5 separate regions of the Homo sapiens genome follow, and regions 1, 3, 4 and 5 are each linked to region 2. Evidence: read pairs that join two places in POLR2A ChIA-PET (ENCODE). Cell type or tissue: GM12878. All regions are shown on one strand. Links, peaks and the distances in the headings refer to the core of each region. The heading gives the core; the rest is flanking DNA.

Region 1 (4,769 bases), core at 463-4,462, 410 kb before region 2:
CTATCTATCTATCTATCTATCTATCAGAGTCTCACTCTGCTGCCTGGAGTGCAGTGGCATGATCTCAGCTCACTGCAACCTCCGCCTCACAGGTTCAAGCGATTCTCCTGCCCCAGCCTCCCCAGTAGCTAGGTTACAGGCACACACCACCATGCCTGGCTAATTTTTGTATTTTTAGTAGAGATAGGGGTTTCACCATGTTGGATGGGCTGGTCTCAAACTCCTGACCTCAAGTGATCTGCCTGCTTCAGCCTCCCAAAGTGCTGGGATTATAGGCGTGCGCCCACACCTGGTCAGAATATCATTATTTTTAGTCAAAGCATATGACAGGGAAAGTTAATGTTTGTTGACTGACTTTTACATTAGTTTTAGAAATAAAGTCAATCTATACGTAACTTTCTTGTTTCAGCAACATTAAAGCTTCCTTATAATGAGACATCAAAATTTTAAATGGGAGGTTGCTTTATTTTAATCACAATTTCCTCTGAGAACACCTTTTGAACATAAATAATTCCTGGGGTTCTCAAAAGAATAAAGATTTCTACAACACACTTAATTGTAACTTGTTCTTTCACACTATGGCTATCGATTTAAAAATATTATAATAGGCCAGGTGCAGTGGCTCATGCCTGTAATCCCAGCACTTTGGGAGGCTGAGACGGGCGGATCATGAGGTCAGGAGATCAGGACCATCCTGGCTAACACAGTGAAACCCCGTCTCTACTAAAAAAATACAAAAAATTAGCCAGCCTGGTGGCGGGCGCCTGTAGTCCCAGCTACTCAGAAGGCTGAGGCAGAAGAATGGCATGAACCTGGGAGGCGGAGCTTGCAGTGAGCAGAGATTGCACCACTGCACTCCAGCCTGGCCGACAGAGCGAGACTCCGTCTAAAAAAAAAAATTATAATAAATACACACAAATAGGTAAAGATTATATGTAAGATCCTGAATCCCTCATATGTTATCATGGCTGAAAATTGATATTTACAGGAATGATTCCCCAAATTTCAAAACAAATTAAACTGAGCCACATCTAAGATTTACTGTTTTTGTTTATGTTTTGTTTCTTCTTCATTTAGAATTAACTCTTAGACTGACTACCTCCAGGAGGTATTACCCAAAACATACAGACTTTAACTGAAGGGTGTAATACCAGGAAAGGGTAACGTCTAAACTTTTTCCTGTGAGGTTTAAATTCATCTAGTGGTCAAAATTTCTCTTTCTTCTTCTTTTTAAACAAATAAAGGTTATACTACCCTCTCAAATCTCATCACTGTGAATAAACATTATTTTATAAATAATTCAAAACAAGAAAGATGGTATTCCATTAGTGTTTAGCCAAATATTATCATTAAAACAGAAAATAATAAAGGATAAGAAAATTGACCTCGAGCCACATTAACATATCTCTCTAATCAAAACATACTAAATACTTTAAATTACTCAGTATAGTACTTGGTAAAACTGAAAATTTTGTGAGTTGAATCTCACAGATTCAAGGTAGTACCAGTTTAAAAAGCATTCAGATACTAAGAAATCTGTTAACTGATATTAGGCAAGTATCCTTTTTTGCAATCTCAGTAATACCATCATGAGCGGTAAAAGAAGACAAGAGTAAAAAGACTTCCTTCTGCATGCAACGGTAAATACCACAAATCTATTCTATAGGTATAAGCAAAATTTTAGTTTAGTTAAAGTAACTTTGACATCTATGCAAACTATCAAGAGTTTTTACACCACAATAAAAAAATAAAATATTTGCCATGAAAATATTAATTTATCATTCTAGGTCATGCTAATGAGGTTAAGGGAAATAAATCCCCAATATTAGAACAGAAGATCCTTGCTAAAAAGACAATTTTCAAAAATGTTATTAATTATAACCAATAATTCACAGAAGATATTCAGCATGAAAGTGTCAGTCTTATAACCAGTAATAAAGTGTTGTTACAATACAGAGGAAGGAAGAAAGCAATATGTGAAGATCAAAATTTATCACTTACCTCATGATTCAGCTCTGCTATCTGATCTTTCAGTTCCCCAATATACTGGTTAGAATCAGACTTGTTAAGCTGTCCTTGAAGCTTTCCTTCTTCTTTCTGTTTTGTGACAAAACAACAAAGCAAAAACAAGAGGCAATTTTTCACAGCATGTACTCAAATAGTTCAAGGTATAGGAAAAGCATAGGCACATACCCTTTAATCACCTGAATTCTGAACAAATCCATTCTCAAACTACCTCTGACAAACAATTCATAATGAACTATGCTTTAATTAATTAATTAATTTATTTATTTAGAAACAGAGTTTCGTTCTTGTTGCCCAGGCTGGATGGAGTGCAACGGTGCCATCTCGGCTCACCGCAACCTCTGCCTCCCGGGTTCAAGCAATTCTCTTGCCTCAGCCTCTAGAGTAGCTGGGATTAACAGGCATGTGCCACCACGCCTGGCTAATTTTGTATTTTTAGTAGACACAGGGTTTCTCCATGCTGGTCAGGCTGGTCTCAAACTTCTGACCTCAGGTGTGATTATTTCTTTAAAAATGCTTAATAAAGGTTGTTTATAATAAATATAATTTATAAAATATATCTTTTGAAAGAGTCTCAGAAATCAGTAATTGAATGGATCTACTGATGAAAAAATTACCCTAGAATTTCAAAGTAATTTATCTAGTTATTTTGAGGGCAGATGATTTTCTATTCATACCGTAAGGGATTCAATACTTAGTCAAGAAGATGGCAAGCTTCCCATATTCTTTCATTCTTGGGAATCTGCTTTTGCTTGGGGAACAGAAAAGGGGGGAAAAAAAAGAAAAAGTTGTCCAAATCACTCTAAAAAGGGGAGGACAACTTTGAGTCTCCTCTGGTTAATTAGCTCTCGATGTGGACTGGAAGTCCCAGATACAGCTGATTAAAAGCTGCTTCTGATCCTAAGAGTTTGTTTCAGGTGAGCACTGGGACTATTTTCTAGGGATATAGATTGGTGAAGAGAGGCACTTTTTCTTATACCACCTGAAAACGAACATAAATTATTTTTCAGATAAAGATTTTTTTTTTTTTTTTTGAGATGGACTCTCGCTGTCACCCAGGCTGGAGTGCAATGGCGCGATTTCGGCTCATTGCAACCTCTGCCACCTGGGTTCAAGCAATTCTCCTGCCTCAGCCTCCTGAGTAGCTGGGATTACAGGTGCCCAGCACTGCGCCTGGCTAATTTTTGTATTTTTAGTAGAGACAGGGTTTTGCCATGTTGGCCAGGCTGGTTTCGAACCCCTGACCTCAGGTGATCCGCCCACCTTGGCCTCCCAAAGTGCTGAGATTACAGCGTGAGCCACCATGCCTGGCCTAGATAAAGAACTTATTAAACAGTGAAACTAGAATTGTTTTTGATGTCTCCAGATTATTTATAATTAGGAAGCCATGTGTTGATGCTTAAAATGTTAAGCAGCTCTGATCCGGAGCCATCTACTGAAACTACTGAGTAACTCCTGATACCAAAAGAGTATGGGCTTACTTTTAACAGTTGCCAATCACCCAGTTTCCTTTCATGGAGACAACAATTGTTAACAGTTTTTTGGTGTAGTCTTTCCACGATATTTTACACATATATAATCAAACACACATGAATACATGCACACGTTTATCCATACTACAGACACTATGTATGCTACTCTGTACTTTGCTATTATCTCTCAATAATACAACTTGAAGATCATTCAATATCAGTACATATGGAGCAGAAAGATACACATTCTAACTTTAGAGAGCTTTGAAATTCCTGTAAAAGTTACCTTAGTAATATCCAAGTATTTACAGGTTTTTTTAAAAGCAGGTTTAAAACGTGTCTTACAATTACCTTGAGAGAAATGGGTTGCTGTGAAAAGCATTTGTCAATGTGGAGATTCCTCCCATATTTAAAATCACAGTCAGAAGGGACCTTGAACATCCTCTGACTTAGTCCTCTGACTGGTCAACTCTACCCTCCAACTTCATCCTACATACTGTATACTAACATCATTGGCAGGAAGTACCAAATAGAACTGTTCTAGCAACAGGCCAGGCGCGGTGGCTCATGCCTGTAATCCCAGCACTTCAGGAGGCCGAGGCAGGTGGATCACCTGAGGTCAGGAATTCAAGACCAGCCTGGCCAACATGGTGAAACCCTGTCTCTACTAAAAATACAAACGATTAGCCGGGTGTGGTAGTGTGTGCCTGTAATCCCAGCTACTCAGGAGGCTGAGGCAGGAGAATCGCTTGAACCTGGGAGGCGCAGGTTGCAGTGAGCTGAGATTGCGCCACTGCATTCCAGCCCGAGCAAAAAAAAAAAAAAAAAAAAGAAATGTTCTAGCGACAGAGTGGGTAGCACTCCTATAGGGTCAAGCATCTTTCCAACAACACTGCTGTTCTGTGTTAACTGTCCTCCCTACCCAAATTGTATCTCTAACTACCCTTAGTTTGTTCTTCAACTCCTTTCATCGACTTATTCCTAAAAACTCCCTGTTTTTTGTTTGTTTTGCTTTGTTCTCTTTCTTTTGACAATCTGTCTTAAAAACCTTTTACTAGAATATGGCCTGCTGAAGTGGTTTAGTGTAATTAATATTTGCATAGATATAAAAGCCCAACTACAGCTTCTATAGACTTAAAAATTTTTTCTTATGCAGTCATGTTCCACATAATGATGTTTTGGTCAATGACGGAATGAATACATGATGATGGTCCCATAAGATTATAATAAGAAATTCGTAATGCCTAGTGACATTGTAGTTGTACAATGTCA
Region 2 (4,769 bases), core at 311-4,310:
CTTCCTTCTTTTAAGCTGAGGACCTTCTGAGGTAGTTTCTTTAATAAGTAAATTACTTTCTTCCCCTGTCTTACCTGACTGTGTTGATAGCAGAAGTGAGGGCATTTTCTTAGAAGATAAGATTTCTTTTACATTGGGTTTATGAATGAGGATTGGTGGGTCTAGTCCCCACCTCCCCACCATGGGGCTGAAATGAAGAGCTGAAGGTCTCATAGGCAATTCTGGGCCACATTCAGTCTTGTTGAGACCTCTTTGGTGTGATTTGTATGAATTTGGATCAGATTACCTGAATTTGAATCCCAGTTATATGATTTTCTGGCTATATGACTTTGAATAAGTCATATACCTAATTTCTCTGGCTTTAGTTTTCTCATTTCTAAAATAGAAAAAAATAATATATCCCAACCTCGTTGTGCAGATTAAACAAAATAATATATCTGAAAGTGCCTTATGTATTTTCTGTAAGTATTCTGTGCATGTTAACAAAATCCTTAAGAAGGTAGGGCGGACAGTGCTCCCTGTAGGTTACCCATCATAGGACTATTTACACCTGAGGCTGTTCTTTCACAGTGCATTATTTATTTATTTTTATTTAATTTATTTATTTATTTATTTATTTATTTATTTATTTTTGAGATGGAGTCTCGCTCTATCACCCAGGCTGGAGTGCAGTGGCAGGGTCTTGGCTCACCACAACCTCTGCCTCCCGGGTTCAAGCCATTCTCCTGCCTCTCAGCCTCCCAAGTAGCTGGGATTACAGGTGCGTGCCACCACACCTGGCTAATTTTTGCATTTTGAATAGAGACAGGGTTTCACCATGTTGGCCAGGCTGGTCTTGAACTCCTGACCTCGTGATCCACCTGCCTCGGCCTCCCAAAGTGCTGGGATTACAGGTGTGAGCCACTGCGCCTGGCCTATTTTTTTAATTAGAGAGGAAGTCTTGCTTTGTTGCCCAGGCTGGAGTGCAGTGATGTAATCATAGCTAGTGCAACCTCAAACTACTGGGCTCAAGTGATCCTTCTGCCTGGGCCTTCCAAAGTGCTAGGATTACAGGTGTGAGCCACCATGCCCAGCCCATAATTTGGTTTTTATTTTATTTTTTAATTTTATTTTGGGAGACAGGTTCTGACTATGTTGACTATGAGTGCAGTGGCTATTCACAGGTGCAATCCCACTACTGATCAGCATGGGAGTTTCGACCTGCTCTGTTTCTGACCTGGGCCAGTTCACTCCTCCTTAGGCAACCTGGTGGTCCCCTACTACTGGGAGGTCACCACACTGATGCCGAACTCAGTGCTGAGACCCAGTGACCACAGTGCACTACATCCCAGAACCCCTACACGCACGCTATCCTCCTGTCCTCTGTCCCCTCCTCCCAAGTGGCTGGAACTACAGGCCTGACACTGCACCCCACTGATGTAGAAAACTCCCAAAAGGCCCTTTTTCTGTAGTCTTCCTCCTGAGTTAAGTGGAAATTTCCAATATGCTGTTCCCTAGAGAAAGTTTAGCTCAAATTTGTTTGTAGGTTTTTTTTTTTTTTTTAGAGGGAGTCTCGCTCTGTCGCCCAGGCTGGAGTGCAGTGGCGTGATCTCCGCTAGGCTGGAGTGCAGTGGTGCGATGGGCTCACTGCAAGCTCCGCCTCCCTGAGTGCATGCCATTCTCCTGCCACAGCCTCCCGAGTAGCTGGGACTACAGGCGCCCGCCATCATGCCCAGCTAATTTTTTTGTATTTTTAGTAGAGACAGGGTTTCACTGTGTTAGCCAGGATGATCTCGATCTCCTGAACTCGTGATCCGCCCATCTCGGCCTCCCAAAGTGCTGGGATTACAGGCATGAGCCACCGCGCCTGGCCGTTTGTTTGTAGCTTTAATGGTAGCTCAGTAGGTCGTTCAGCATCACCGTGTGCTTAAGGAACAGAGATTTTCACCCTAGAAAACAGTCTTTGGAAGGTTGAGTTATTTATCATAGCTCATGTGGTTAGTCATTTAAAACAGTTCAGTGGTTTAGTGGCACCTGTCTTCTGCCCCACCCTCAGCTAATGCCACTGTCCCTCAAATGTTCTGCGTTTAGCCACAGGGCTCTTCTTTCAGTTCCTCCAGTGCCTATAAACCCTCCTGTCACGTGGCTCATGCACATGCTGTTCCCACTTCCCAAAATGCTTCTTGCCTCTCCCCATCCTCTACCAAACTTCTAATTATCCTGCAGATCTCAATTCAGAGAAGTCTTCCCTGACTTCCAAGAAAAGTTCTGATGCCTCTGCAGTCCAACCCACTCATCATCATTGATAATTAGATGTAACTATATTTATGTGATTATTTGATTGATGTCTGTCTTCACTTCTAGATAATAAACTCTATGAGGACACAGGCCATGTTCATTTCTGTTTATCATTTTTATCTGCAGAACCCAGCTGGATGCCTGGTACAAAGGAAACTTATTACAGATATTTAAATAAATAAATGAATTTCCCAGTGGCCAGGGAAAAACAAAGCTATTACAATACTCACAGTGTCTATAAGATAAAAGAGGACCAGATACTTTCAAACAGAAACCAGCTTTGCTTGTGTTATTGTGATATGTAGACAATGTTCTTGTAGGGGAGAAAAAATATATTTTCCTTCTACCCATCTTAGGTTCATTGGCTGGGACCAGTGGAACAAGAGAGATTAACAAGAGAAAAAGCACACAAATTTATTTAATATAAGTTTTACATGACACAGGTGACTTCATAAGGAAATGAGAGCTGAAGAAGCGGTTGAGAGTTTTTATGCTACGTTTGATGAAGAGTAAAGCGTCATGGAGAAATGTGAAAGGATAATGAAAAAGCATGAGCTAGCTAAATGTAATAAACTGGGAGATGGCATGGCCTGTTCACCCAGATTCCCTTTGGTGTTCCTGTGTCAATGGAGATAGGGATGCTCCTTTTCTCCAAGTATGGGAGGGCATCTCTCACATGAGGATCTTATGACTTGCTTCAAGGGAAGGCCGGAATATCCTTCCTGTACATGTTGTTTCTCAAATTCCTTCAGCTTAAAATATTCAGTATGCCAAGTTGCCATATTTTGGAATAGTGTGTGGTGGTTTTTTTTTTTTTAGAGACAAATTCTCACTATGTTACCCAGGCTGGACTTCAACTCCTGGGTTCAAGCAATTCTCCCACCTCAGCCTCCCCAAGTAGCGGGGATTCCAGGTGCATACCACTGTGCCCAACTCTGTAGTGTGTTCCATCATTCTCAACAATTATCCTACAGTTTATACAATGGTGAACGTAATGTATTTCTTTTTTTGTTGTTCTTCTTTTTTTATTTTGAGACAGAGTCTCACTCTGTTGCCCAGGCTGGAGTGCAGTGACATGATCTCGGCTCACTGCAACCTCCGCCTCCCGGGTTCAAGTGATTCTCCTGCCTCGGCCTCCCCAGTAGCTGGGACTATAGTCAGGTAGAGATGGGGTTTCACCATGTTGCCCAGGCTGGTCTCGAACTCCCAGGCTCCCACGTGCCACCACACCTGACTAATTTTTGTATTTTTAGTAGAGACAGGGTTTTGCCATGTTGGCCAGGCTGGTCTCAAACTCCTGACCTCAGGTGATCTGCCTGCCTCAGCCTCCCAAAGTGTTGGAATTATGGGTGTGAGCCACAGTGCCTGGCCATGTATTTCTTAAAACACCTCTCAGTATAGATTCAAGGCCAAATGCTAAATGTAGGTCAGCAAAGGGCCAAGTCATGGGGGAGGTGGGTATTGATATTGAGACAATGTAATCCAAGAAATCTCTCCAAGGATCTATCTCCAAACCTGACAAAATTTAGGATGACTATGGAATGAGCCCATCCTATCAGGCAATTCTCCTCAACATGATCCTTACAAGTAAACGTTTGCTAAGAATTCAACACCAGATAATTCAAGATTATATTTTCTGAGAACTTGAAGTGTGGAAGTTCCAAGGTGTAGTAAAGCATAATTAACTGAGAATTGATGCCCTTTCTGAAAGGAAAGCACCTAACCAGTATGCATACTTAAATAGAAAGTCACCCAACTTCCCCATGGGGGTGAACTGGAAAATGCAGGGCAAAGATTTTCCTTAGATTATATTTTTGGGTTCATTCTAACATATACACAATGAGCATGTAACATGAATTCTCAGCTGGAAGTAAAAGAGTTTTAATTATGAAAGTAATAATCACTCGTAAATTATTCAAACACACAGAAAGCCCTCCTACTCCCATCCTCCCTATTCTTGCTCCTTCTTGGTAACCACAAGGATGGTTTCTTGTGTCTCCTTCTAGACCTTTGTCTATGTGTATCTTTAAGGAAATCCCCTGGGGGGGCCATGATATCCTAATATTGTTACTTAATGATTCTGTTTTTCCACAGAGCAGGTGAGATGAGCAGGCCATAACTATTGTCTATTATTCTTCAGCAAGGTACAGCAAGATCCGTGTGGTCCTGCCAAGAAGATGGGGCTCATAATCTGCAATAAAGGAGAATTTCTTTTTTTCTTTCTTTCTTTCTTTTTTTTTTTTTTTTTTGAGATGGAGTCTCGCTCTGTCGCCCAGGCTGGAGTGCAGTGGCGCGATCTCGGCTCACTGCAAGCTCCGCCTCCCGGGTTCACGCCATTCTCCTGCCTCAGCCTCCTGAGTAGCTGGGACTACAGGCGTCCGCCACCAAACCCGGCTAATTTCTTTTGTATTTTTAGTAGAGACGGGGTTTCACCATGTTACCTAGGATGGTCTCGATCTCCTGACCTCATGATCCGCCCGCCTTGGCCTCCC
Region 3 (4,769 bases), core at 411-4,410, 110 kb before region 2:
GTAATAACATTTAGAGGCCCTTTTATTTTGTAATACTTCCATTTAAAGGATGTGCTCATATAATGGCCACAAAGGTTTGCTAGAGTAATGTAGTGAGTAATTCCTCATTATTACCCAGGTAGAAACTTAGAACTTGCTTGCATAGAGGAATATGTCAGAAGAGATCAATATTAAACAATATGGTCCTGAGAAATGTATAGAAGGGAAATATTCTTCTCTGCTTCTTTTTTTCCCTTTATGAAAGAACCCAACAAACAAAATATGCTATGTCAAGAGAATCTTACCTACAAATCTTACTTACAAAGTCAAACTGTAAAATTTCTTTATGGGTAGACACCAAATAGGATTTGCTGAAATAATGAATAAATTAGTGATTTCTATAATCAGAGAAAATGTAAAAAAAAAATGATATAACAAGGCCGGGTACAGTGGCACACACCTATAATCCTAGCACTCGGGAAGGCCAAGGTGGGCAGATTACCTGAGATCAGGGGATTGAGACCAGCCTGGCCAACATGGCAAAATCCTGTCTCTACTAAAAATACAAAAAAATTAGCTGGGCATACTGGTGTGTGTCTGTAATCCCAGCTACTCAGGAGGCTGAGGCAAGAGAATTGCTTGAACCCAGGAGGCAGAGGTTGCAATGAGCTGAGATTGCGCCACTGCACTCCAGCCTGGGCTACAGAGTGAGACTCCGTCTCAAAAAAAAAAAAAAAAAAAAAGATATAACATACTATATAGCCAAGAACATTGACTTACACCTGTAATCCCAGCTACTCAGGATATCTAGGTGGGAGGATCGCTTAAGGGCAGGAGTTGGAGATCAGCCTGGGCAACACAGTGATAACCCATCTCTAATAAAAATTTTAAAAATTAGCTGGGCATGGTAGCTCATGCCTGTAGTCTCAGCTACTTGAGAGGCTGAGGTGGGAGGATCCCTGGATCCCAGGAATTCAAGGCTGCAGTGAGCTATGATCCTGCCACTACACTCCAGCCTGGGTGGCAGAGAGGGATCCTGTCTCCAAACAAAACAAAAAAAGCAACCCCTCCTCCACCATATTATATAATTAGCTTGATGGAAAAAGAAAAAAGCACAAGTGAAAAAAAAAATGGATTTTTCCAAGCACATCTAATTAGGGTTAGTTGTTGCTCTCATTTTTAGACAGTTCTCATTGCCTACAACTTTCATAAGTTAACATTGGCTTTTCTGGGTGTACCATTCCCACTCCATTTCCCTTCTTGGAGTTTTAAAAGCCTATTATCCATCTCACTAGAGTCAAGCCCTAAATAATGGATGATGACAGTGGAAAGTTTCATATTTTTACTAAAACTGAAAACAGTAAACTTGAATTCAAATTGCAAACTAATGTACAGTGTGCAAAATTAATCTCAGTTCTGGTTCCTACCTTATAGCATTACCCTAAATCTTTTAACAAACATTATCCATTGGTTAGAGAAAACATCTCAGGAAAATAATATTAATATTCTATAGTGATTTCCAATGTTGAAACGATATACTTGATTAATAGATTAATATGCACTGTACATAATTTATACGAAATGCATATATAATTTGTTCAACATTCTGTTTGTTTTTAGAATTTACTACAAAAAGACAAAAGAGAAAAATATATTAATTTATAGTCAATTAAAAGCCCCAACCAAGGCTGTGGTTCAGTGGCTACTAATACATAGTTCTGGGAATTCTCTGGTCTAGTGTTAATCAGATATAAAAAGAAACCTCCAAAAGTCTGGGGTTTTCTTGTTTGTTTGTTTTTTGAGACAGAGTCTCTCACTGTCACCCATGCTGGAGTGCAATGGCGTGATCTCAGCTCACTGCAGCCTCCGTCTCCCGGGTTCAAGTGATTCTCCTGCCTCAGCCTCCTGAGTAGCTGCGATTATAGGCATGTGCCACCAGGCCCGGCTAATTCTTGTATTTTTAGTAGAGATGGGTTTTCACCATGTTGGCCAGGATGGTCTCAAACTCCTGACCTCAGGTGATCCACCCGCCTCGGCCTCTCAAAGTGCTGGGATTACAGGCATGAGCCACCGCACCTGGCCTTGAAGGCCCTGTAGAAGTTCTGCCTCCTCTATGAAGCCTTTCCCCACTATTCTATCTAAAATAATCTCCCTATTCATAGATCCTTTCTTTCTTTACATTTTTGTAGTACAACTATTTACCGTACAAACTAAATCATTTTAACCTGATGTGATGGTCTTTTGATCTGCCAACTAGGTTGGCTAGGCCATAGCCCCCAGTTATCAAAACAAACAATCTAGGTGTTGCTGTGAGGGTATTTTGCAGATGTAATTAAAATTCATAATCAGTTGACTTTAAGAGAGAGTATCCTAGATAGTCTGGGTGAGCCTGATTCTACCAGTTGAAGGGCCTTAAGAGCGCCACTGAGGATTCCTTGATGAAAAAATGTTGCCTGTAGACAGCAGCTTCAGCCAATGCCTGAGAATTCCAGCCTGCCCTTCCTGATAGCCTTCCATATGGATTTTAGATTTGCCCAGCCAGCTCCCACAACTGTATAAACCAACTCCTTACAATAAATCTCTTTATATCACTTTTGCTTCTCTGATTGAATCCTGACTGATACACCTGATTAAATAATGTGTGTGTGTGTGTCTTATCTTCCCAGTCAGACTGAAGGGCGGAACTTGAGAATATAACAATAATAACTTACTGTACATTTACCATGTGTCAGACACAGTGTTGTCTTTCAATACATGAACTCATTTTATCCTTACGACCACCTGATATGAAAGTATTATTAATCTCCATTTACAAAGCCTAAATAATTTGCCCAACTTATACAGCTCAGAAATGGCAAAGCTGGAACTGAAACCTAAAGTTCTTTTACTCCAATTCTTTTTTTTTTTTTTTTTTTTAGTAGAGTTGGGGTTTCACTGTGTTGGCCAGGATGGTCTTGATCTCTTGACCTCGTGATCCGCCCGCCTCGGCCTCCCAAAGTGCTGGGATTACAGGCATGGGCCACTGCGCCTGGCCCTTTTACTCCAATTCTTATGCTCTTAACTACTGCAATGGATGGGACCCTTCACACACAAATGGAGAGAGAGAGAAAAAGACAGAGGCATGCAGAGAAGAAAGCTATGGAACACAAGATAGACCACAACTGTTAAACAGATATAAACTTTGTTGTTGTTGTTGTTGTTGTTGAGACAGGGTCTTGCTCTGTCACCCAGGCTGGAGTGCAGTGGCACAATCTCAGCTCACTGCAACCTCTGCCTCCCAGGTTCAAGCGATTCTCCTGCCTTGGCTTTCTGACTAGCTGGGATTATAGGCGTGCACTGGCACACCTGGCTAATTTTTGTATTTTTAGTAGAGATGGGGTTTCACCATGTTGGCCGGGCTGATCTCAAACTCCAGACCTCAAGTGATCTGCCCATCTCAGCCTCCCAAAGCACTGGGATTACAGGTGTGAGCCACCGTGCCCGGCCGTAAACTGCTTATTACACTTTGTTGATAATCTGTCCTCCCTAACTCCTAAGCAATGATTTCAGCTTGGAGGCAATGCTCTCAATGGAACAGCTACAGCAATCTTCCAGGAAATTTTTGAATTACAATGCTATGTTACAGCAATGACAAGTAATGGGGTACTTGTCTCAGATCAAATGAAAAAAGTCAAGGACTTGAGAACCTTCTCTATGTTCAACGGATATGTCAGAGCATCAATCAGTGTTAGATTATCAGGTTAATTGGTTCAATTCTACTTTATCTTCATAAAATCTGTGATGCAGGTAGGACAGAGATACTTTTCTCGAGCCTGTATAGTGTAGTTAAAGCAAGCCAATGAAATAAAATCACTTACTCAAAGCTACACAGTACAGCACAAGAAAAAGTGAGGCTGGGGCTTTCACTTCAGCCTAGCATTTTTTCCAACAGGCTAACATGATATGGTTTAGCTGCTAGTAATCAAGAAGTTCTTCACAGTGGGTTGGTTGTACCACTAATATCTAACATTTAAAAACGTACATGGTGTTACTAAAGTAATAAGACAGATTTTCATAAGCCATATATGAAAGCAATCAGGTTCCTCAAGCTCCCTTCTTTGGGCATTTGCATTCACTGTCCTTTCTCTTTAAATGCTTTTTGCCTAGATTCTCACACAATTGCTTCCTCTCATCACCTTCCAATTCAAAATGCCATCTTTTCAGGCAGGTTTTTCCCAATCACTCCAGTTAAGACAGCATGCCCTAGCCATTCTCTACGAAACATTGCTATTACATATGTTTTCATTGCACTTGTCAGTACCTTATTTATTTACTTGTTTTTGTTTTTAATTATACACATTCCACAATAAGAACGTAAGCTCCTTGGCTGGGTGCGGTGGCTCATACCTGTAATCCCAGCACTTTTGAAGGCCGAGGCAGGTGGATCACCTGAGGTCAGGAGTTCGAGACCAGCCTGGCCAACGTGGTGAAACCTTGTCTCTACTAAAAATAAAAAAATTAGCCGGGCATGGTGGCAGGCGCCTGTAATCCCAGCTGCTTGGGAGGCTGAGGCAGGAGAATTGCTTGAATCTGGGAGGTGGAGGTTGTGGTGAGCTGAGATCGTGCCACTGCACTCCAGCCTGTGTGACAGAGTGAGACTCAATCTTAAAAAAAAAAAAAGCTCCTAAGGCATTCTATCTTGCTTACCACAATATCCCTAGCACCTAGAAAAATAACTTAGATGTAGATGTTCAATAAATATTTAACTGACTGATAGATACCTCTTCTAAAATGGATTATACTTTTTATAT
Region 4 (4,769 bases), core at 482-4,481, 69 kb before region 2:
ACAGGATCTCATTTTTTTCCTATGGCTGAATAGTACTCCATTGTGTATATGTACCACATTTTCTTTATCTGTTCATCTGCTGATGGACACTTAGGTTGCTTCCAAATCTTAGCTATTGTGAATAGTGCTACAATCTAATGGGAATGCAGAAACCTATTTTATATACTTAATTCCTTTCTTTTGGGTGTATACCTAGCAGTGGGATTGCCAGATCATATGGTAGATCTATTTTTAGTTTTCTGAGGAACAACCATGCCATTCTCTATAATGGCTGTACTAACCTACATTCCCATCAAAAACATACAAGGGTTCCTTTTTATCTACATCCTTGCCAGCATTTGTTATTGCCTGTCTTTTGGATAGAAGCCATTTTAACTAGAGTGAGATACATTTCTCTGATGATCAGCAATGTTAAGTACCTTTTCATATACCTGATTGCCATTTGTATGTTTTCTTCTAAGAAACATTATTCAGATCTTTTGCCCATTTTAAAATCAGATTATTAGATTTTTTCCCTATTAAGTTCCTTATATATCCTGGTTATTAATCCCTTTGTCAGATGGGTAGTTTGCAAATATTTTCTCCCATTCTGTGGGTTGTCTCTTCACTTGGTTGATTGTTTCCATTGGTGTGCAGAAGCTTTTTAACTTGACGTGATTCCATTTGTCCATTTTCACTTTGGTTGCCTGTACTTTAGGGTATTAATCAATAAATCTTTGCCCAGACCAATTTCCTGGAGAATTTCCCCAGTGTTTTCTGGTAGTAGTTTCATAATTTCAGGTATTAGATTTAAGTCTTTAATCCATTTTGATTTGATTTTTGTTTTTGTTGAGAGATAGGGGTCTAGTTTAATTCTTCTGCATAAGGATATCCAGTTTTCTCAGGACCATTTATTGAAGACACTGTCCTTTCCCCAATGTATATTCTTGGCACCTTTGTCAAAAACGAGTTCACTGTAGATGTATATATTTATTTCTGGGTTCTCTATCCTGTTCCCTTGGTCTCTGTGCTTGTTTTTATGTCAGTGCCATGCTGTTTTGGTTATAATAGCTCTGTAGTATAATTCTAAGTCAAGTAATGTCATTCCTTTAGTTTTGTTCTTTTTGCTCAGGATGACTTTGGCTATTCTGGGTCTTCTGTGGTTCCACATAAATTTTAGGATTTTTTTTCTATTTCTGTGAAGGATTTAAAAAATTATACCAAAGAACAAGCTAGCTTGATACTGTTTTAAATGTAAGTTTCTCTTCTTCCACCCACTATTTCCTAACATTACTAGCCATTAATATATGGATAATAGGGCCATATCTGCAAAGAAATATTAAATCAGAGACTAAGTCTTAGACAGATGAGTGTTAGCTAGCATAGAAGCACAAGTTGTTAAGGGCTAGAAGAGGCCTTGAAGATAACATAGTTGGAATAACTTTATAAATGAGGCCCCAAAATGGTTTGGAATTTGTCAACTTATCATCCAACTAGTAAGTTACGTGAACTTGAGTAAGTTATTAAGCTTCTTTGAGTTTTAGTGTCTTCATCAATAAAATGCAGATATAAAATTTAATCATGGACAAAATATATATTTTAAAATTCCTATTTATATAAGTATGATAATGTATATAATATGAATACAATGATACCTACATTGGGGGATATACTCAAAAAATTTCCCAGTAGAGATGCACAGTCAAAAAAGCATGCAGATGAGTGAAAAAAAGGCACAGTATGTGGGGCCTGGTAGTGTTTGTTTCTCCCAGGTAAGTGTAATACCTAGTACTCTTGCTCTTTTCACGATGCCATGGAATTCCGTAGAGAATCTATGGACCTAAAACCAGCCTACCTGTAAATGAAAGGGCTGAGCTACTTGTATGAGAGCCTAAATTACCTCTTATCTTTAAAGATTGTACCTCTGAATTAGAACTGAATCCATTGTGGACCATTATAAACAAGCTCACATTTAACTGCCTCTACTGCACCTATCCTATAAATAAACAAAAGAAGTCAGTGTCTGGGTTCAGTTAGGCTCTTTAAATGTTTAATATTCAAATGAATGACAAAATAATCTAAAATTTCTAATCAATATTTTTAATTGCTGGAGTCTTAAGGTATGATTTAAACAAGTTAATTGGGGAAATAATATAATAAGGAGATGGGAAGATGTTGCCATAGCACAGTCCATAATGCTAAGTAAAAATTTTAAAGTTGAACAAAACAGGGCAACTAAAGTTAATCATCACATGCCACAGGTCCTATATTTTAGAACAGCCCCACTTGAATACTACCAATAAATTATTTTTAAGGTTTAGAGCATCTTTTTGTGTTTTATTCTGCAGTATTGTCTTAAAAATACATTAAAATATTTAAAAAATTGAATCAGATCAGTGGTTGCTTTGGAGAGTGACTGACTGGGAAGGGTCACAAGAGAAATTTCTAGGAAGATGGAAATGTTCTGTGCTTTAATTTTTTTTTAATTAAAAAAAGTTTTTTAGAGACAGGGTCTTGCTCTGTGGCACAGGCTGGAGTACAGTGGCACAATCAAAACTTATTACAACCTTGAACTCCTAGACTCAAGGGATCCCCTCACTTCATCCTCCTGAGTAGCTAAGACTACAGGTGTACCCCGCTATGCCTGGCTTACTTTTTATTTTTTTGTAGAGACAGGGTCTTGCTATGCTGCCCAGGCTTGTCTTGAACTCCCCTGGGCTCAAGTGATTCTCCTGCCTCAGCCTCCCAAAGTGGTGGGATTACAGGCATGAGCCACCATGCGCAGCCTGTTCTGTATCTTAATAGGGATGAGGCTTACACTAATGAATGCATTTGTCAAAGCTGAACAAACTGTACAACTTAAAATCTCAGCATTTCACTTTATGTAAATTCGATCTTGATAAGAAAATTTTAAAAATATATATTTTTTTGAGACAGGGTCTTACTCTAGCACCCAGGCTGGAGTTCAGTGGCATGATCCCAGTTCACTGCAAACTCTGCCTCCCAGGTTCAAATGATCCTCCCACCTCAGTGGATGATAGTGAGGAAGAAATCAAGTAGGAGCCCCAAGTTTCTGGCTTGAGTAACTAGATGGATTCTAGTGCCATTTTCAAAAACACTGAAGGACAAAAACATTGGGGAAGGATGAGTTCAGTTTTGAACATGTTGAGAGTGAAGTGTCTATGAGTCATGCAAGTGATATTTAGCAGGCAGCTGTATGTACAGGTCTATGGCAGGAAAAACAGAGGTCAGAACTGGAGGTAGAGGTTTGGGAATCACAGGGAAAGTAACAAGCCATGGGAGTAGTCGTCATCACCTGAGGAAAAAAATTAGAGTGAGAAAAGGGTTTAGGACTGATCCCTGAGAATCTTCACTATTTAATGGTTGGGTAAAAAAAAGACAAGCTGATAAAAGAGAGCATGGAAGATCAGATAGGGTAGAAGAAAACGAGAATGTTGTAACACAGAAATCATGGAAAGGATTTTGAGAAGAGAGTGGTCAATGGTGTCAAAGGTTGGAGACTGGAAAATATCCATTGGATTTAGTAACATGGAAGTCACTGTTGACCTTGATAAGAGCAACTTCATGGGAGAGAAGCCAGACTGGAGTAGGCTGAAGAGTAGGAGGTGTGATATTAAAGACAACCAGGTAGATACCTCTTAAGACAAGTTAGACTATGAAGGGGAGGACAGACATAGAGCATTAGGAGCCTTGAGGCAGAGGTTTTTTAAAGCCAAGAGAAACTAGCACATGTTTAAATGTTGACAGAAAAGTGAGGTGTTGACAGCTAAATAGCACAAAGGTTCCTGAGAGGTTGGAAGGGAGAGATCCAAAGAGGGGACAAAGGGGCTGGACTTGGACTCAAGGAGAGACACCAACTCCGCTGTCCCTAGAGCAGAAGGAAGAGTGTAAGGATGGATGCACATCTGAGGGTGGGGAGGTGGGACAGCTTCTACCAGATGATTTCTGTTTTCTCTGTCTTTCAGAATTAAGAGAGAGAAACTTAAAGCAGAAAAAGTATTGTAACCTAGATCGATTTTTCCATCTATTAATAATTTTAAATTACAAAACATTTCCAAATTCAGGAAAAAATATCCATATAGAAAATTAGGAAAGTAATATAAAAGGCAGCTCTGTACCCACCACTAAATGTAAACAGATGTCAACAGTTTGCTACACTAAAACTCTTTTCTAAGAGGAAATAAAATGTTATGACTACACCTAAACCCTCTCTCCATAAATTCCCCATCTTTTCCTTCATCTGCAGAGGAGAATACCTGAAATTCAGTATGTCTCATTCTATATATATTTTTGTGTCTTTACTACACAAAATACCAACTTATATAAAACACAAAATGCTATGTGCTTTGTGCTATGAGGCACAAAGATAAAATAAAAGCTGTACATCAAAATGAGGTGCCCAGAAAATACACACAATAAAAGCCAAACGGGTCCAGGCTGGTTCTCCGATGCCTCACCATCCCTGAGTCATATCTGGGGTCAAGAGGAGGGAGGATTTGCAGAGGTTTCTTTGGAGAGATGTACTTGTTCTCCTGTGATCACTCTGGAAAGGAAGGAGTTGGGAGATGCTTCCTGGCCTCAAGCCCAGAAAGAGTGGCTTTCACAGGACAACTCACCAACTCAATATGTATATCCAGGAATTGGGGAAACAGTAGGACTGGACTCTGACATAAGCCCAAGCGAAGATGTTCTGATTATTGGCCCTAGGTGTAGAGCAGAGAGTGTCACTCAGATTTCAACAAGCTGCAACCTAGGCATCCCAAAAGGTA
Region 5 (4,769 bases), core at 359-4,358, 51 kb before region 2:
CTTTTTTTTTTAGCATTATTGTACTGTAATCTTATTTAATTGAACTTCTGGATCTTGTGGTAAATAATGCCTCAGGGAGAGGGTTTTCCAGACGAATTATTTGCGCCCAACTACACAATTTCGTCCGGGGAGAATAACTCATGAGGGAACTGTTTGCTTTTAAGTGTAATCCAGATGCCAACACGACACACATTTCTGCAGACTCATCCATGGACACGGTTCAATCAATGCGGTTTGCTAAGATGAGGATTCTAAGAACTCGGGAGGGCCCTATACTTGCTGGCAGTCCTCTGGAAGTCTGAAGGTGTTTAGTAACATAAATCCTATTCTTAAGTTCATTTTGATTTGTCTTTCAGTCAATTAAAACTTTGTTCATTTGTTTTAGTTCTCCAAGAAGGCTATGTGCACAGCATATTTTGAACCCTGGCATACATGAATGTCTGTAACCTTCGAGAATGAAACAAAATGCAGCCAGTACAACACTCTCTAGTCACAACCTTTTCCCCTGAAAACTTTGGCTCACAAGTTCTGGCACTGGTGCTGTAGAAAAGTCTGTCATCCATAGCTACCATCTCCCTCACAGTTTTCATCTCCTTTTTTTTTTTTCCTCTGCATTCTGAGAAAATTTCTCAAATCTGTTTTCCACATCATTGCTTCAGTACACCTCAGGGTGAATCCTGCTTTTAACACTGTCTTCAGTTTATATCTTCACTGCTATTTCATGTCCAGTTTACCTGTAGCTTTCCATGCTTATTGTTCCCTTTTCATCTCAGCCTATTTGCTCCTTATACTTTTTGTGTATGTATGTTTGTTTTTGTTTTTTTGAGATGGAGTCTCACTCTGTTGCCCAGGCTGGGGTGCAGTGGCACGATCTCGGCTCACTGCAACCTCTGCCTCCTGGGTTCAAGTGATTCTGCTGCCTCAGCCTTCCGAGTAGCTGGGACTATAGGCGCCCACCACCACGCCTGGGTAATTTTTGTATTTTTAGTAGAGACGGGATTTCACCATATTGGCCAGGCTGGTCTCGAACTCCTGACCTTGTTACTGCCTGCCTTGGCCTCCCAAAGTGCTAGGATTACAGGCATGAGCCACCTCACTCAGCCTGTTCCTTATACTTTTATACTTCAGTTCCACAGAGGCTATATCTTCCTGAATCAACTAAGGATGCTAGAAAAGTTTCAAAATTTCTTACATTTCTATAATAAATAATTTTCAGAGAGTTGCTCTTCCTCTAAATCTTCATAATGATGTTCCCTTTGTTCTGAAAGTTTTATAAGTCCCATATTGCTATGTGATCTCTCATTTGAGGATGAGGAAAACATCTAGACCTGGTATTTGACAACAAACAGGTATATGAACCACCACTGGCCCCATTCTGTCAACATATGTACTAGTGGAATCGTCTGCTCTAATCTACAGCTGCATAGTTGATGAGCATAACTTCTAATCTAATTCCCAGTGTCTTAACAGGCTTCCATCTGGGGCAGGTCTGCTAAACTCAAATCCAACCATCAGGCTTAGTGTTACACAGAAATGATGGAATATTTCGAAACAAAACAAAACAAAACAAAAACGAAACTACAATCTCCAGCATATTACTTGAGACTCTTTTCGTTATTAGTCCATGGAAAGTCTATCTCTAATTGGCTTCAACTGAAACAGAATTTAGGGACTCAAATAACATACCTCTCCATTTATTTAAATCTTTTTAAATTTCTCTCAGCAGTATTTTATACTTTTCAGTGTAGAGGTGTGCATGTTTGTTAAATTTATTCTTAAGTATTTTTGATGCTATTAAAAGATAATTGGTTTTTAAATCTTATTTAAGTAAAAACAGTTAATTTTTTATTGCCCTTGTATCTCAAGACTTTGTTAAATTTACTTATTGTTTATAGTAGTTTTAAAATTGATTCCTCAGGATATTCTACTATATAAATAATCTGAGAATAGGGAGCTTTTACTTCTTCCTTTTTAATCTTTTTTTTTTTTACTTCTCCTTGCCTTATTGCATTGGCAAGGACATTCAGAAAAATGTTGAGTAGAAATTTTGAGAATGGTATCCTTGCCTGTGTAGCACCCAATTCTGTCGCTGTTCAGGGCGCCACTATATAACCCGCACGGATCAAGGGGAACTGAAAAAAGAGGGAGTGAATGCGGGAATAGAAGACAAAGACAAAACAGTATATTTGGAAGAAGGAGTCAGGGGGCACCTTGCCTCTAGTGGACAAGGGCCCTGAGCTCTACACAGCCCTCCGTATTTCTAGGCAAAAGAGATAGTGAGAAGGTGGGTGGAAGAAGGGGTCAGCTGCTCGGTCCGGAGTAGGCTTTCAAGACTGCATTCTTCGAACAACAGGCTCTAGATGTCGCAGTAGATAACGTCGGTGTCAGGGAGTGATTGAGTCCAGCAAATCTTCTGTCGGCAGGAGCACTTGTGAGTTTGCTCATATCCTGCATTCATGATAAACAGTTTGCTGTTTGATCATATAGCTTCCAGTGGAATGCTGAGTTGGTCATGTCCCATGGGCCTTCGGCTCCCTGCACTTGCCTTGTTCCAGATATTAAAGGCATAGTCCTCAGGGGCTTATTACTAAGAATGATGTTAGCTGAAGTCATGTTGTAGATGCCCTTTATCAGATTGATGAAACTATCTTCTAATTCCAGTTTGCTGGATTTTATTTAAGCCCCATGCTGATTTTGGTCAAATGCTTTTTCTGTGTCTATTGAGATGGCCACATTTCTTCTCCTTATCATTAATGTGGTGGATTACATTTATTTATTTTCAAATACAAAACCAATTTTATATTCCTGGGATAAAACCCACTTGGTCATGTTGTATTAATCCTTTTATTTATAGCTGGATTCAATTTGTTAATATTTTGTTAAACAGCTTTATGTATGTTCATAAGAGATTTTTAACTTTTCATAATGTCTTTACTAGATTTTAGTATCTGAATTATACTAGCCTCACAAAATTAGTTGAGAAGTTATTTCTTCTTCATTTTCTGAAGCTGTTTGTTAGATTTTACAGTGTCTTTCACAAATGTTTGAGAATTCACTTTTGATACTCTCTGGGCCTGAAGTTTTCTTTGTAGGAATGTTTTCTATCACAAAGTGAATTTCCTTGACACATAAAAGACTATTCAGTTTTTTGGGGTTTTTTTGTTTTTTTGCTTTTGTTTTTGAGACAGTCTCGCGCTGCAACCCAGGATGGAGTGCAGGGGTACGATCTCGGCTCACTGCAACCTCCACCTCCCAGATTGAAGCAATTCTCCTGCCTCAGCCTCCCGAGTAGCTGGGATTACAGGCATGCACCACCATACCTGGCTTATTTTTGTATTTTTAGTAGAGATGGGGGGTTTCACCATGTTGGCCAGGCTGGTCTTGAACTTCGGACCTTGTGATCCACCCTCCTCAGCCTCCCAAAGTGTTGGGATTACAGGTGTGAGCCACCGTGCCAGGCCAAGACTATTCAGTTTTTAAATTTAATTTTGTGTCAGTTTTGGAAAGCTGCATTTTTCCAGGAATTTGTTTCATCGAAGGCATCAAATTTATTGGTGTAAAGTTGTTTTTAGAATTCGATTATCTTTTTGAAGTTTACAGATACATAATCATGCTCCTCCTTCATTATCAGTATTGGTATATAATAAGCTTTTTCTAGGCATTTTCAATTTTTTTGATCTTTTGAAAAAATCCATTTTGGTTTTGTTTATTGTCTCTGTTGTCTATTTTCTAATTAATTGATATCTGCTATTGTCTTTACTTTCTTCTTTCTTGGGTTTAATTTGCTTATTTTTTTCCACCTTCTGGTAACTTAAATATTACATTTTAACACTTCTTCCTTTCTAATATGAACAATTAAAGCTATAAATTTCTCTGTAAGCAGTGCTTTAACTGCATCCCAAAAATGCTAACACATTTTTTATTATCATTCAGTTCAAAATATTTTCAGAAATACACTATCTAATTTCCAAATCTTTGGGGGTTTTCCAAATATCTTTTTGTTACTGACTTGTATTTTAATTCAACTGTAATCAGAAAACATACTCTGTTAGATCTCAATCTTCTAAAACTTATTAAGACTTGTTTCATGGCCCTGGATATGGTCTATCTTGGTAAAAGTTCCATGGTACCTAAAAAGACTGTTTATTCTGTATTTTTTGGGTATTGGGTTCTATAAATATTAACTGGGGCAAGCTGGTTAACAGGGCTATTAAGATCTTCTATATCTGTACAGACTTTTGGCTTAGTTGTTCTACTAATTGCTCTAAAAGGGATATGAAAATCTCCAAGTATGACTGTGGACTTGAATCCTTTCTTCCATCTGTCAGTTTTATGGTTTATGTATTTTGAAGCTAATTAGGCATACATACATTTGGGATTATGTCTTTCTGATATATTGAGTTTTTAAAATTATAAAATGTCCCTGTTTATCTCTGGTAGTACTCCTTGAAGTCCATCTTTTCCATTATTAAATTATCTATTCTAACTCTCGAATTATTTGTTTGCACAGTATATCCTCTCCCATCCTTTTACTTTGAAGCTTTGTATCTTTTGTTAAGTGCATGCCTTGCAGACAGCTTAAAGTTGGGCAATGCTTTTATCCAACTTGACAATCTCTATCTTTTAATTGTAATGTTAAGTTGATTTACATTTGATTTGGCTGGATTTGGCTGGACTGGCCATTTTAGTGTTTTGCATTTGTCTCATCTGTTTGCTGTTTCTCTGTTCCTCTTTTGGGGTGAACTGAAAAAAAAAATTTAGTATTCTTA

The links. Peaks named below come from ENCODE experiments on the same cell type or tissue, not always from the same donor. Only the 100,000 strongest peaks of a DNase experiment are listed, where the experiment ranks them.
Region 1: POLR2A ChIA-PET joins it to region 2 with 7 read pairs; 3 of 35 experiments call an interaction of 5 or more read pairs at or near these places.
Region 3: POLR2A ChIA-PET joins it to region 2 with 5 read pairs; 18 of 35 experiments call an interaction of 5 or more read pairs at or near these places.
Region 4: POLR2A ChIA-PET joins it to region 2 with 9 read pairs; 8 of 35 experiments call an interaction of 5 or more read pairs at or near these places.
Region 5: POLR2A ChIA-PET joins it to region 2 with 6 read pairs; 14 of 35 experiments call an interaction of 5 or more read pairs at or near these places.

What each region holds. Positions count from the first base shown.
Region 1 is chr1:92,561,641-92,566,409 of GRCh38, forward strand. It overlaps EVI5 (ecotropic viral integration site 5), which reads right to left. Exons shown (of 20, transcript NM_001350197.2): 19 at 2,002-2,097. Among named protein-coding and RNA genes, the nearest start is that of GFI1, 77 kb to the left of the region's middle. In GM12878, for the core only: no CTCF peak of the experiment used is centred there; a DNase peak (open chromatin) is centred at 2,041; H3K27ac peaks cover 587 bases.
Region 2 is chr1:92,973,713-92,978,481 of GRCh38, forward strand. It overlaps LOC124904219 (a long non-coding RNA gene), which reads left to right and starts at 4,558. Exons shown (of 2, transcript XR_007066223.1): 1 at 4,558-4,769. It also overlaps the pseudogene RN7SL692P. RefSeq lists an enhancer at 25-214. In GM12878, for the core only: no CTCF peak of the experiment used is centred there; DNase peaks (open chromatin) are centred at 2,039 and 4,027; H3K4me3 peaks cover 1,916 bases; H3K27ac peaks cover 3,764 bases.
Region 3 is chr1:92,864,341-92,869,109 of GRCh38, forward strand. The region is part of intron 2 of DIPK1A (divergent protein kinase domain 1A); the gene reads right to left. Among named protein-coding and RNA genes, the nearest start is that of SNORA66, 26 kb to the left of the region's middle. In GM12878, for the core only: no CTCF peak of the experiment used is centred there; no DNase peak of the experiment used is centred there.
Region 4 is chr1:92,904,976-92,909,744 of GRCh38, forward strand. All of the region lies in intron 1 of DIPK1A (divergent protein kinase domain 1A), which reads right to left. Among named protein-coding and RNA genes, the nearest start is that of DIPK1A, 54 kb to the right of the region's middle. In GM12878, for the core only: no CTCF peak of the experiment used is centred there; no DNase peak of the experiment used is centred there.
Region 5 is chr1:92,922,333-92,927,101 of GRCh38, forward strand. The region is part of intron 1 of DIPK1A (divergent protein kinase domain 1A); the gene reads right to left. Among named protein-coding and RNA genes, the nearest start is that of DIPK1A, 37 kb to the right of the region's middle. In GM12878, for the core only: no CTCF peak of the experiment used is centred there; no DNase peak of the experiment used is centred there.